Regions from separate parts of the Homo sapiens genome. Here all the other regions are linked to region 2. The links are chromatin contacts, found by Hi-C or POLR2A ChIA-PET in ENCODE. All regions are on one chromosome and are shown on one strand. Each heading gives the region's core, a stretch centred on a gene start or an enhancer-like site at or near the end of the contact. The rest is flanking DNA. Distances are from core to core; before and after follow the strand shown. Region 1 overlaps XPO6 (exportin 6). Region 2 has its middle 15 kb from the start of SBK1. Region 3 has its middle 14 kb from the start of NUPR1.

Region 1 (4,885 bases), core at 305-2,804, 140 kb before region 2:
TACTTGCAATCTATTTGTATCTGAATCCAAAGTGAGTCTCTTGTAGACAACACGTCATTGGGTCGTGGCTTTAAAAAATCTGTTCTCTGCCTTTTTTAACAGGAGAATCTAATCCACTAAATGTAATGTAATTACTGATAAGGAAGGCCTCATTTTTGCCATTTTGCTATTTATTTTCTATGACTTATGTTCCTCAATTCCTCCATTCCTGCCTTCTTTTGTGTCAAACAGGTATTTTCTAGTGCTGCATTTTAAATCCCTTGTCCTTTCTTTTACTAAGTATTTTCAAGTTATGATCTTAGCAGCTGCTCTGGGGATGATAGGCACTGCATATAAATATTACCTAATTCAATGATTTCATGCTTTTAACAGCTGTGAGAAGTAAATGGTATCAATATTTTTCTGATGAGGAAACAACAATTAACAGAAGTTAAATAAACTGCCCAAGGCCACAAAGCTATTTCGAACCTAGGGCCCCCTAATTCAAAATCATGTTCTCGCTACACATAAATCACCAATGAAGTGTTTTGTTTTGTTTTGTTTTGTTTTTGTTTTTGGAGACAGAGTCTCCTCTGTCACCCAGGCTGAAGTGCAACGGCGCAATCTTGGCTCACTCCAACCTCCGCCTCCCCAGGTTCAGTGATTCTCATGCCTCAGCCTCCCGAGTGGCTGGGATTACAGGCATGACCCACTAGGTCTGGCTAATTTTTGTATTTTTAGTAGAGACAGGATTTCGCCATGTTGGCCAGATTGGTCTTGAAATCCCGACCTCAGATGATCCACCTGCCTCGACCTCCCAAAGTGTCAGGATTACAGGCGTGATCCCGCGCCCAGCACCAATGGGTTTTAAGCCTGCTCCACCCAACTCCCAAAACCTAATCTTTAGTCCATTTTAAGAAGACTTAGAAACTAAAAAGAGCCTGGGGAAACCCTGACCCTTTGATTTGTGTCTAAGAATAATTTCTCAAAGAAATACTCAGAGCGGTAGGTTTGGATATTTCCCACATGTAATAAGAACCCAACTCAGAAGATACCAAGTTATAAGCAACAATTGCTACCACAAGGACCAACAAACTGCTCATTTTCAAGAACAAATCATGTTGCCTAAATACTCGCCTATCCTGAAACGCTTCTAAGATAAGTTAAGGGACTGCTCCCATTCACAGAGCAAACCACCAGTGCTGGTTAGTAAGCTCTCCACATCAATCTGCTCTCCAAAGCTATGATGCTGGGGCTGAGACTCAAAGGACACTTTGTTTCGGTCTGTTAGGTTCTGCCAGCAGGGACACTGGAGGGAGACTGGAAGGCAGAAGGGACAAAAGGACTGCATCCTTCCTGTGGGCTTGCTGTCCTGGCAGTGCTGCCCCAGCAACAGACACCTGGCAGAAGCAACTGGTTCCGGTTTCCAGCTTCATTCCACATTCCCAGAACTAGTATCGTGCACCCTCAGAGGTGGAGGCAACACCCTCTCCTCAAAGGAATGGTCCCAGTTCGAAAAGATCCCTCCTCTGAACTCCTGTGGCAGCTAGATGGGGCCCTCTCTTCAGAGATCTGAACCCTAGTTGCTCAGGGACCAAGCAGTGATCTTCCAGATTTTGACAGCCCCAGCTTCTTGCCTTTGTACTTCTAGCCTTAGGGGTGAAGCCACTTCCTGTACTTATCAACTGTGTTATCTCAGTGTTTCCTCTGAAACCTATTTAATCAATTTCCTAAAATGAATTTTCTGTTCAAATAATTAAGTATGGTTTCTGATTTCCTGACAGGACTCTAATACACCACCCAATCTAATACAGTTGAGTACTGGGACAACATGATAACCAAAGTTAAAAGATATCCAATACCAAGACCAAATACAGTCCATTTAGTCCAGGAGGTACAGCCCATGTGATGAGAATCAGTCTACAGACCACTTACAAATCCTCCTGGATTGTCCCATTTCAGATTTTGGTGACCAGAGTATCTTTTTTTTTTTTAACTTAAAAATTTAACCTATGCCAAAATTGACATTTGTATTTATTTACTTATTTTTTAACATAATTTCAACTTTTATGTTAGATTCAGGGGATACATGTACAGACTGGTTACCGGAGTATACTGCGTGATGCTGAGGTTTGAGGTATAACTGATCTCCTCACCCAGGCACTGAGCATAGTACCCAATAGCTTTTCAGCCCCTGCCCTCCTCCCCACTCCCTCTCTATCAGTCTCCAGTGTCTGTTGTTGCCATCCTATGTCCACGAGCACCCACTATTTAGCTCCCGACAGCTCGTTTCTTAACTAGAGACAGAGACACTCCCTACTTGCCCATATCCAGCAATGACTCCCCAACTGTATGCAAACGACTTAACAACCTAACACACGCCAGCCCTAAAGTAGACTAGCAACTGAACAGGGCCCAGGAAAGAATGCCGGCAGGGAAAAAGGCACTAATAAAATCTGCAACGTCTGTGGGAAAATTCACCCAATAAAGTCAAAATCCCACTTAGTAAACTCCATAGAAAGGTAAGATCAAACATTTAGGCCTAGAGTTTATGTTTTTGCCTTTGTTCAAGACATAAATTTCTAAAGTTACAGAAGTTCCACACTATAAATTGCTGTGACAGATCAAAATATTTCCACAATTCTCCTAGGAAAGAAAATCTACTTCAGACCAGAGGACAGATGAATTTTGTCATCTATAAATTGTCTTGCTGTGCTAAAAGGAAATTTAGAGACTTTCTATGCAAATGTAACCCTAAATTAGACCTAAAATCTTAACTGGCAATTGGCAACTCTGGCTGCAAAAAAAACCCGTATCGCTTAGAAAATTAAGTCCAAGTAGGAACCAGGCAAACATGCACATAGATCACTGATCTCCCAAAGTGTCATGTGGGAGGTGGAGAAAGTATATGGCTGTGGCAGACACTCTGGTTGCCTGCCCAATACCCATTCTCCTTCCTCAGCAAGAGAGCACTGGGTATTGAGGCCAACTCAAGGACAACATCTCCCCTGAAGATGGGGGCGGTCAACGAGAGCCTAAAAGCAGCTACTGGGTGGGACTTCTAAGAAAGCTTCTTTTGCCCAACCTATCCCACTTCTCGTTCCTACTGCCTGAATCATGGGTATGATGTCTGTAGCATCATCCAGCATCCATCTCTGACCATAAGATGATGATGGAGAGGGAAGCCACGCCTAATGGTAGAACAAATAAGTAAGAGGATTCAAAAAATTACTTGCTACTCAAAGAGACACAACTTCTCAAGGAGAAGACAATCGACAGATGCCAACCTCAAGATGACAAAGGTGTTGGAATTATCGATGACTCTAAAACAGCTATAATAACAATGCTCCATGAGGTTCCTCTATGGTCTGAATTGTGCGACTCTTCCCCCAAAAAGTACTCATTCATATATTGAAGCCTAACCCTCAATGTGTCTGTATTTGAAGACAGGGCCTATAAAAAGGTAATAAAGTTATGTGAGGTCAAAGAGTAGGGCCTTAATCCAATAGGACTGTTGCCCTTATGAGAAGATGAAGAGACACAAGGGTTCTCTCCCTCCCTTTCCTCACATGCACACAAGAAAGGCCACGTGAGCATTCAGAGAGAAGGCGCCATCTGCAAGCTACCAAGAGAGCTCACAGAAACAGAATCTGCCAGCATCTTGAAGTGGAACTTCTAGACTCCAAAACTAAGAGAAAATAAATTTCTGTTGTTTAAGGCCAGCCTGTGGTATTTTGTTATGGTAGCCCAATCTAACTAATAGAGAAGGTAAACAATATGAGAAAGAAACCTGGAACTTCAAGAAGGAAGGAAAAGCAAGAGAAATGGCAATGTCTGGGTAAATCTAATAGACTACTTCTTTCTTCTTAAGAGCTATAAAATATGAATGATGGGTACGTGTATAAATTAGAACACTGTCTGGTGGGGTTTTCCAAGTATGTATATGTAAAACCTCAATATAAAGAAGAGAGGCTAAAGGACTCTAATCTATATGGTGGTAAGGTTTCCATACCACCCTTGTGGTAAAATGTGACTCTGAAAAGTTAAGTATATATACTGTAATACCCAGAGCAACCACCAAAAAAACCCACATAAAGAAATGTGGTCCAACACTCAATAGACACACTGGAAAAGAAAACTAAATGTGTATGCAACTAACAGAGTCTCAAAATAAATGAAGCAAAAACTGATCAAACTAAAAGGAGACAGACAAATCCAAAATTATTTTTGGAGAATTCACCCCCCTCTCAGTAACTGATAGAATAAGTAGGATAAAGACAACATGTACAGGCTGGGCGCAGTGGCTCACGCCTGTAATCCCAGCACTTTGGGAGGCCAAGGCAGGCGGATCACCTGAGGTCAGGAGTTCCAGACCAGCCTGGCCAACGTGGCAAAACCCTGTCTCTACTAAAAATACAAAAATTAGCCAGGCGTGGTGGCGGGCACCTGTAATCCCAGCTACTTGGGAGGCTGAGGCAGGAGAATCGCTTGAACCTGGGAGGTGGAGGTTGCAGTGAGCCGAGATCACACCATTGCACTCCAGCCTGGGTGACAGAGCAAGACCCCATCTCAAAAAAAAAAAAAAAAAGACATGTACAAATTAAACTAGAAAACAATAACAAAAAGGTATATGGAAAATCCCCAAATATTCGGAAACTAAACAGGAAATCTCCAAAGAAATTAGAAAATATTTTAAATCAAATGAAAATTAAAATGTAACATTAAAATTTGAAGGATAGCCGGGCGTGGTGGCTCACGCCTGTAATCCCAGCACTTTGGGAGGCCAAGGCGGGCGGATCACAAGGTCATGAGATTGAGACCAACCTGACCAACATGGTGAAACCCTGTCTCTACTGAAAATACAAAAATTAGCTGAGTGTGGTGGTTTGTGCCTGTAATCCCAGCT
Region 2 (4,791 bases), core at 1,317-3,816:
TAAGCCTAAAACTACTCTAAAATATAAAGCCTATTATTGAAAAAAAAAGAAAGGAATCATAGTGTTCCACACAGAGCTGTAAATAACGTTTCCACAATATGTAAACATTTCCAGTCTTACCAATGTTATAATGCAACTGTAATGTGAGGGGGGATAGGATGTGGGAGTGGGTGGGAGAGGGAGTGGTTGGACATAAGGAGCTAAATCCTCTTCTCCCAAAGTGGGAGGTTGGTAAGGAATGCCTAAAACTGGAAAAGAAGCAATGTAAACATGGTATGTAGGAAATGTGGAGGTAAAAATGACTAATCACGAGCTAAAAGAGTTGAGATGGTTGTCCTTATGAAGTGGGAAAAGGGGCCGGGCGTGGTGGCTCACGCTGTAACCCCAGCACTTTGGGAGGCCGAGGCAGGAGGATCTCTAGAGGGCTGAAGTTCGAAACCAGCCTGGGCAATATAGTGAGACCCTCCCCCATCTCTACAAAAAATTACAAATTAGCCAGTCACTGGGGCTTGTGCCTGTGGTCCCAGCTACACAGGAGGCTGAGGCGGGAGGATTGCTACAGTGAGCCGTGATCACACCAATGCACACCAGCCTGGGTGACAGAGCGAGACTCCATCTCTTAAAAAATAAGTGAGAAATGGGGGTGAGGCTGCCCCTGTGCGTTGATTCTAAACAATGGGCATATCTAACTTGAATACAAATTAAAAGTATATTTTCTATATGTATATAAGAAGAGAAGAAATAATAAGAACAAACAAAAGAGACTGGGAAGTTGCAGAGCAGAGAGAAGGAAGCCAGTTCCATCAAGAAGCTTTGTTCGGGGGCCCAGAAATGGCTCAAGACGTGGGTCAGGAGGAGACGCCAGAGCCTTGGTGCCCACAAGAAAGTCCTGGAAAAAGAATGAGGGGGTCCCGGTGCAGTGGCTCATGTCTGTAATTCCAGCACTTTGAGAGGCCAAGGCAGGTGGATCGTTTGAGCCCAGGAGTTCAAGACCAGCCTTGGCAACATGACGAAACCCTGAGTCTACAAAAAATAAGAAAATTAGCCAACCATGGTGCATACCTGTAGTAACAGCTACTCAGGAGGCTGAGGTGGGAGGATCGCTTAAGTCCAGGAGTTAGAGGCTGCAGTGAGCTATCACTGCACCACTGCACTCCAGCACTCTGGCCTGGGTGACAGAGGAAGACCCTGTCTCAAAAAAAAGGAAGGAAGGAAGGAAGGAACGAAGGAAGGAAGGAAAGGGTAAAGAAAAAGAAAAAGAAAGAATGAGGAGGACGGAGTGGGGAAGAAGGGAACCTCTGAAGAAACTGGGTCCCTGTAGCCCCTCAGGGGAAGGGCCCTTCTGCCACTGAAGCGGATGGAAGAAGTGGAGGAGGAGGGAGGCTGGAGGAGGGGTTGTGGTTTGATGGCGGAGGCAGTGGAAATGTATCTCATCCATCTGTTTTCTCAGCAAAGTGGGAGCCACGGTTTGTTTGAGGAGAGAGGAGGAGGTGGGAAGTCATCCCAGACCTTGCTACAGAGTGGGCTCCACGGACAGCAACGTCAGCACCCCTGGGGGCTGGCGGGATGGAATGCGGAATCTCGGGCCTCACCAAGACCCCTAGGAGACTCACAGGCGAATTACAGTTTCAGAAGCTGCTCAGAAAGGGCAGGAAAAAGCAACTGGGAGGCATAGTGAGGGCGGAGGTTGGGGGCACTCTGCTGAGTGCCTCTCCAAGACCCGCGCCCCTGAATGAGACGGGGCACTGGCAGCTGCGGGGTGACCCTCCCAGGCAGTGTTGGCTTGCTTGGTGCAGGCAGAGAGCGGATGCCTGGCTAGCGCTGTGCCAGGTTGGTCCTATAGCAGGACAGGTGGGCATGGGAGTGGGCGTGTTTTCCAGGAGGCCATCGTGGTGGTGGCAGAAGGGGGTTGCTGGGTAGTGAGAAAGTGCTGCAGGTGGTGGATTGAAGTTTTTATTTTATTTATTTATTTATGTATTTATTTATTTATTTAGGGGCGGAGTCTCACTCTGTTGCTCAGGCTGGAGTGCAGTGGTGCGATCTTGGCTCACTGCAACCTCCGCCTCCCGGGTTCAAGTGATTTTCCTGCCTCAGCCTCCCAAGTAGCTGGGACTACAGGCGCCCGCCACCACGCCCGGCTAATTTTTTGTATTTTTAGTAGAGACAAGGTTTCACCGTGTTAGCCAGGATGGTCTTGATCTCCTGACCTCATGATCTGCCTGCCTCGGCCTCCCAAAGTGCTGGGATTACAGGCGTGAGCCACAGCTCCCGGGCGGTGGATTGAAGCTGATGCCTGCAGGTACCAGGGCAAGCGATGAAGAGGATAGAAGGGCAGAGCAGAGGGGGGAGTGCCTGAAATAGAGAACTCAGAGCAGGTGAGGTGTGGGGTCGTTACGCAGGCTGGGGTGTGGGCCTGGGAGCGGTGGCCAAGGGGCTTGCAGAGGAGAGGGTCGAAGGGGACGGGAGGAGGTCAGGGAGCTGAGAGGCTGCTGGAGGCTGCTGAGAACTCCTCTGTTCTCTGAGGTTTGTACCCCACAAACTTAAAGATGGTGAGAGAGGAAACGGATTCATTTGCTCTGGGGTGTGGCTGCGTGGGGACTTTTGAAAGCTCCCCGGAGTTTGAGAACCACGGTGTAAACATAGAGACAGAGAGAGAGAGAGAGAAAAAAAAAAGACAACAGGGGAGTAACAAGAAGGCACTCTAAGGTGGGGAATGGTGGCTCACGCCTGTAATCCCAGTGCTTTGGGAGGCCCAGGCAGGAAGATCACTTGAGACCAGGAGTTTGAGACCAGCCTGAGCAATACAGTGAGACCCCCGTCTCCACAAAAAATTAAATTAGCCGAGCATGGTAGTGCTCGTCTGTAGTCCTGAGGCAAGAGGATCGCATGAGCCCAGGAGGTGGAAGCTGCAGTGAGCCATGATCACACCTCTGCACTCCAGCCTGGGCGACAGTGAGACCCTTTCTCCAAAATACAAATTTTAAAAGGTACTCTGGGGCTGGCACAGACCGGGGACCTCGAGTGGACCAGCTGGGGAGGGGATTCATGTCCTGGGTTGTGGGCGATCAGAAGATGGAAATGTCGTGGTCTTGCCCTCGAGAACCAGATAGAACAGAGACAGAGACAGAGCGCGCGCCGCGGTCCCTCAGATCGTCCTGCACTACGGCGAAACGGCCACTAGAGGGCGTGTTGTGCTCACATATGCGGACCGGCCGGCAAGCGGCGGATTCCGCGGACAAAGTCTCTTGTTTAGCCACAGAACCCTGGGCTTGGCCCCAGGCCCGCTACGTCCGGGCCGTGTGGCCTCAGCCAGGTTACACAAAAGCTCTGTGACCCTGTTTGGTCAGCCATAAAATGGGCACAGCTATAAGTCCGACCTTCTAAGGTGGTGTGAGGATGCCCGAGGCCACGCAGGCAGAGCAGCGTCCAGTGGGGAACGAATGGCCCCGCGAGAAGGGGAGGCTTCGCCATGGCCTCCGTCTCTCTCCGCTTCTCCTGCAGCTCCTCCGCCCAGCCCTCCCCAGGCCACATCCGGTCCCGGGAGAGAGACTGAGATCGACTTTGGGGCAGGGGAGAGCAGGGGGAGGTAGGCAGTGTCTAGGACAGGGAAAGAGAGGAGGCAGCCACCTCCCTCACCCCACCCCACCTCACCCACCCCGCCTTTGTTTTAGAGGCAGGATCCTGCTCTGTCACCCAGGCTGGAGTGCAGTGTCCTGATCCTGGCTCACTGCATCCTCAGCCTCCCAGGCTCAAGCGATCCTCCTGCCTCAGTCTTCTGAGTAGCTGGGACTACAGGCAGGTGTCACCACGCCTGAGAAATTTTTAATTATTATTTTATTTTATTCTATTCTATTTTATTTATTTATTTATCTTATTTTGAGACAGAGTCTTACTCCATCACCCAGGCTGAGTTCAATGGCGCGATCTCAGCCCCAGTTTGAAATTCTTAATAATTTCATCTTTGAATTTGTAAGGGGAGTCTGATGGGCCGGTGGGGCATGTGCCCAGGCCTTGGAGCCCCTGCCTCATACCAGGCATGATCACACTCCGACCACCTCCCATAGGCAGGTTCTCAGCCAACTACTCACCCCGACAACAGTCACCACTGCTGCCGTTTGTCCCCAGCCAGGGGCCTGGGTGAGGGCAGGATCGGTGTCAGGTGTACAGCGACGTGGTCCAGGCACCTGTGAGGTCTGCACTTGCCCCATCAACCTCCCTGTGCCCAAAGGAGCATGACATTAGAAAGGAAAAAAGGGCCAGCCGTGGTGGCTCATGCCTGTAATCTCAGCACTTTGGGAGGCCAAGGCGGGTGGATCACTTGAGGTCAGGAGTTCAAGACTAGCCTGACCAACATGGTCAAACCCGCTCTCTACCAGATGTGGTGGTGTGCACCTGTAATCCCAGCTATGCGGGAGGCTGAGGCAGGAGAATCACTTGAACCCAAGAGGCGGAGGTTGCAGAGCCCCAAGATGGCACCATTGCACTTCAGCCTGCTGGGTGACACAGCGAGACTCTGTCAAAAAAAAAAAAAAAAGGAAAGGAAATAAAAAACACCATCACACAGCTGGGCGCTATGGCTCATGCCTGTGGTCCCAGCACTTTGGGAGTCTGAGGTGGGAGGATCACTTGAGCCCCAAAGTTCGAGGCTGCAGTGAGGTATGATTGCACCACTGCACTCCAGCCTGGGACAACAGAGCAAGATCTGGTCTCTAAAAAACAAAACCAAAAAAAAAAAAAAAAAAAAACCACCATCACAGGCTGGGAGAAAGAGACTGAGGGAGAAAGGAAGAA
Region 3 (4,559 bases), core at 1,258-3,757, 250 kb after region 2:
CCCACCTCAGCCTCCTGAGTAGCTGGGACTACAGGTTCATGCCACCATGCCTGGCTATTTTTTTATTTTTTTAGAGATGGGGGTCTCACTATGTTGCCCAGGCTGGCCTTGAACTCCTGGGCTCAAGCGATCCTCCCGTCTCTGCCTCCCACAGTACTGGGATTACAGGCCTGAGCCTCTGTACCAGCTCCATCACCCCTTCCCTCAGATGTTTTTCTCTGTAGTTTCTAATAACCGAGTGATTGCACTTTTCCTGCTCTTAGTGCAGAAATGCATGCTTATACTTATTTCGTGCCTTTGTAGTCTGCTTCGGCTATTTGGGCAATTGTTTCTATTTTATGTTAGGCAGGATACTTTCAATCTTTTTTTTTTTTTTTTTAATTGAGATGGAGTTTCGCTCTTGTCGCCTAGGCTGGAGTGCAATGGTGGGATCTTGGCTTACTGCAACCTTCGCCACCCAGGTTCAAGTGATTCTCCTGCCTCAGCCTCCTAGTAGCTGGGATTACAGGCACCTGCCACCACACCTGGCTAATTTTTGTATTTTTAGTAGAGACGGGGTTTCACCATGTGGGCCAGGCTGGTCTCAAACTCCTGACCTCAGGTGATCCACCCAAACTGCTGGGACTACAGCGCGACCCACTGCGCACGGCCCTGTTTTGAATCTTTTGTTGTTTTGAGAGGTCCCGCACTGGGGTGACTCTTGGACCCCAGAGTCATGTGTTTCCTGCTAGACTGTGGGCTGGAGTCCCACCCTAGGGGGACATTGTGGGCTAGAGTCCTATTGTGACTGTTGGCTGCACCCTTCCCCCCACCTTCCTGCTCTGGGGGTTTTCCAGACCCTCGGTGGCTGAAACCTAAATGCTCCGAATTCGTTGGCATCTCTGTATGCTCTGTTAGCGTCTTTTTTGGTCATCTTTGTCATCCTTCTTTTGCCCAACACCATAACGCTGTCTTTGCTTTTCGTGGAACTCAGACTATAAGTCCTGTCCCCTATTTTCACCTCTCCTTCCTATTTTCACTGCTCCATCTGTACTTTGCTTATGAAAACATCTCTTTGATTGCATTCCGTTTGCTGGTCATGTCTCATAAGTCACTTTGGTTGCACCTTGCTGGCTATACTCACTCCCTCTTTGCAAGAATTGGTGGCGATTGCCCTGCTGAGCTTTCTTAAGGAAAAAGAAAGGTGGCAATTTGAATGGGAAAATAACTGTGCTCTAGCTAGACTTAGAAAACCCTCTGTGTCTAGTAGAGATCCTTGGTGTTTTTTTCTATTTTTATTAGATAAGGTCTCGTTATGTTGCCCAGGCAGGTCTCGAACTCCTGGCCTCAAGTGATCCTCCCACCTCGGCCTCCCAAAGTGCTACGATTACAGGCATGAGCCACTGCGCCCAGCCTAGTAGTAGAGTAGAGAACCTTGTTAGACAGGGGAACAAGAATGAAGGACCTGCCACCCAAGTGCCTTTTAGGCAATTGGAGCAGATTCCTTCATGACCCCTTCCTAGCTGCTTCCCCTAGGACACCCATGCCTGCCTCCCACCCCGACTCCCTGCCTCCTCAGTTCCCTGATTCTCAAGAGGGTTCCTCCAGTCCTCTAGTGCAGGATTCTACACCAGGTCATCAGACACCCCTCCTTATCCAACGAGCCCCAGCCTATAACCCCTGCTTCTGGAGGAAGTAAATTTAACCAGTACCACCAGGAGTGGGACCCCATATCAGCCCCTGAGGTTGAACCTATGTCCATTGAGGGAGGTAGCTAACAGAACTGGGAGGACACTCAGAGTACATGTGCCTTTTTTAAAATGTCTGATTTGGCTTTCTGCCAGGAGAAATTTGGCCAGGTTTTGGAGGATCCAGGGAAGTTTATAGAGGCGTTTGCTAAGCCGACCATGTCCTTTGACTTAACTTGGCATGACTTGCAAATATTGTTTGCAAGTAGGTCACTCCTGACCTCAAGTGATCTGCCAGGCTCGGTCTCCCAAAGTGCTGGGATTACAGGCATGACCCACCATGCCTGACCTGGGACTTGTTTAATAGAAGGTATGAGGCTGGGCACAGTGGCTCATGCCTGTAATCCCAGCACTTTGGGAGGCTGAGGCAGGAGGATCGCTTGAGGCCAGGAGTGTGAGACCGGCCTGGGTAATATAGGGAGAACTTATCTCTGCAAAATAAAAAATAAGAAATCCAGCTGGGCATGGTGGCTCACGCCTGTAATCCCAGCACTTTGGAAGGCTGAGGCAGGTGGATCACCTGAGGTCAGGAGTTCGAGACCAGCCTGGCCAACATAGTGAAACCCCATCTCTACTAAAAATACAAAAATTAGCTGGGTGTGGTAGTGCACGCCTGTAATCCCAGCTACTTGGGAAGCTGAGGCAGGAGACTCCCTTGAACCCAGGAAGCAGAGGTTGCAGTGAGCCAAGATCGTGCCACTGCAGTCCAGCCTGAGTAACAGAGTAAGACTCCGTCTCAAAAAAAAAAAAAAACAGGATGTTGCAAAGAAGCCAGCTCAAACCAGCTAGGACTAGGAATCATAATACATTTGCATAAGACACTTCCACCAGCACCATGACAATTTACAAGTCCCATGGCAATAAACCCAAAAGGTACCTTATATGGTTCCAGGAAAACCCTGCCCCCTTTCCAGAAAGTTTGTGAATAGCCCGCCTCTTAATTAGCATGTGATTAGAAGGACGTATCAGTAGAGCCTCAGTAGAGCCAGCAAGCGATCAGGGAGTGCCCTCTGCCTGTGGGACAGCCCTGCTCTGTCTGTGGAACAGCCATCTTGTTGTACACTGTTGCACAAATAAACCTGCTTGCTTTCACTGTCCGCTCACTCTTGAATTCTTTCCTCCGTGAAGCCCAGAACCCTCCTGAGCTGAGCCCTGATTTTGGGGTTCTCTTGCATCCTCACTGATGGCTGATCCTCCAGGAGGCCTTTCCTGGTCATCTGACAAAGATTCCCTCCTTGGCCAAGCTAGCCAGACACCAACATAGTTTTTTTTGTATTTTTATTTTGGGGCCAGGTTATGATGTAGCAGGACAAGCCACAGACAAAACTCATCAGACACCGGATTAAAGAAGGAAGAGGTTTATTCGGCTGGGAGCGTCAGCAGACTTGCGTCTTAAGAGCCGAGCTCCCTGAAAAAGAAATTCTTGGCCTTTTTAAAGGCTTACAACTCTAAGGGGTCCACGTGAAAAGGTCGTGATAAATCGAGTAAGCGGGGAACGTGACTGGGGGCTACATGTATCAGCTAACAGAACAGAAAGCTTTGCAATGCTTTTTCATACAATGTCTGGAATTTACAGATAGCACAAGTAGTTTAGGTCAGGGGTTGATGTTATTGTTATTACTTTTTTAACTCCTAGGGCCGGGTGGTGGTGCCAAGTTTGTCTGGCTATTTATCTTACTTTTGTTTCTTTTTAACTTTTTGCTTTTTTTCTTTCCTCCTGTCTTGTAAACTAGGCAAGGTGGGGGGAGAAGGACAGCAGGAGTAGTAGTGGTCTCCTTCCTTATTCCCCCTTATTAAAAAAGTAATAATAATAACATCAACCCCTGACCTAAACTACTTGTGCTATCCGTAAATTCCAGACATTGTATGAAAAAGCATTGCAAAGCTTTCTGTTCTGTTAGCTGATACATGTAGCCCCCAGTCACGTTCCCCGCTTGCTCGATTTATCACGACCTTTTCACGTGGACCCCTTAGAGTTGTAAGCCTTTAAAAAGGCCAAGAATTTCTTTTTCAGGGAGCTCGGCTCTTAAGACGCAAGTCTGCCGACACTCCTGGCTGAATAAACCTCTTCCTTCTTTAATCCAGTGTCTGAGGAGTTTTGTCTGTGGCTCGTCCTGCTACAATGAGACTGGCTAATTTTTGCATTTTTTGTAGAGACGGGGTTTCACCATGTTGCCAGCCTGGTCTCGAACTCCTGGGCTCAAGCAATCTGCCCATCTTGGCCTCCCTAAGTTCTGGGATTACAGGCATGAGCCACTGTGCCCTGCCAAACACCGACATAGTTTCTAATAGCTCAAGGTCTCATCCCTGGAATGACCCTCTAAAAGTGCCTGCCTGAGAAAACTCAAGCCTGCCAAAAGAACTTACTGTTTGTTCCAGCCAACACCTGAGGATAGGGCCCCATCTCCCAGCTCCTGTGGGAGAGTAAGAGCTCAACATCGCTGTTGATAAGCACCAGTTAGCAAGCCCAGATGGGTTTCACCTGGGCCAACCCCTCCCCTCTTCATGTGTTTTGTAATTTTTCACTGCCTTGACTTTACTGAACCCCTGCTCCTCACCCCCACTCCCATTCCCTCATTCTCTGTACAAATAGGAGTTCAGTTCACACTGGACTCTGTTCCCTATTGCAACAGTATATTACAGATTAAGATCTGTCCTTGTGACTTTAACTGCTGTCTGGCTTTGTTTCCCTCTTTCGCCCTCTTTTTTGGTTTTTGGTGTTTTTCTTTTAGAGATAGGGTCTCGCTTCTATCTCTAAATCTCTGGGTCCAGTCGCCCAGGCTGGAGTGCAGTGGTGCAGTCATAGCTCACTTCAGCCTCAATCTCCTGGGC

Evidence for each region. A loop is a pair of places that touch in the nucleus more often than their neighbours do. ChIA-PET counts read pairs that join two places held with the same protein, here RNA polymerase II (POLR2A). Pooled maps may share reads with other maps.
Region 1: a loop to region 2 is called in a map of CD8-positive, alpha-beta T cell, with 10 times the contacts of the local background. The contact joins two enhancer-like sites. A Hi-C loop is called at or near these places in 6 of 168 maps with a recorded cell type or tissue (CD4-positive, alpha-beta T cell, CD4-positive, alpha-beta memory T cell, CD8-positive, alpha-beta T cell and 2 more) and 10 of 50 pooled maps. POLR2A ChIA-PET finds 5 or more read pairs at or near these places in 8 of 52 experiments (CD4-positive, alpha-beta T cell, CD4-positive, alpha-beta memory T cell, CD8-positive, alpha-beta T cell and 5 more).
Region 3: a loop to region 2 is called in a map of K562, with 4 times the contacts of the local background. The contact joins two enhancer-like sites. A Hi-C loop is called at or near these places in 1 of 168 maps with a recorded cell type or tissue (K562) and 2 of 50 pooled maps. POLR2A ChIA-PET finds 5 or more read pairs at or near these places in 2 of 52 experiments (CD4-positive, alpha-beta T cell and OCI-LY7).

The regions. Positions count from the first base shown.
Region 1 is chr16:28,135,682-28,140,566 of GRCh38, forward strand. All of the region lies in intron 9 of XPO6 (exportin 6), which reads right to left. Among named protein-coding and RNA genes, the nearest start is that of XPO6, 74 kb to the right of the region's middle. Within about 2 kb of position 1,555, at least 5 of the 41 ENCODE cell types and tissues checked have a DNase peak (open chromatin) inside an H3K27ac peak, as active enhancers do; they include CD4-positive, alpha-beta T cell and CD8-positive, alpha-beta T cell, where a contact is called at or near this core.
Region 2 is chr16:28,274,690-28,279,480 of GRCh38, forward strand. It overlaps a transcript of SBK1 not described here. Among named protein-coding and RNA genes, the nearest start is that of SBK1, 15 kb to the right of the region's middle. RefSeq lists a silencer at 2,999-3,293. Within about 2 kb of position 2,567, at least 5 of the 41 ENCODE cell types and tissues checked have a DNase peak (open chromatin) inside an H3K27ac peak, as active enhancers do; they include CD4-positive, alpha-beta T cell and CD8-positive, alpha-beta T cell, where a contact is called at or near this core.
Region 3 is chr16:28,522,229-28,526,787 of GRCh38, forward strand. No RefSeq gene overlaps it. Among named protein-coding and RNA genes, the nearest start is that of NUPR1, 14 kb to the right of the region's middle. Within about 2 kb of position 2,508, at least 3 of the 41 ENCODE cell types and tissues checked have a DNase peak (open chromatin) inside an H3K27ac peak, as active enhancers do.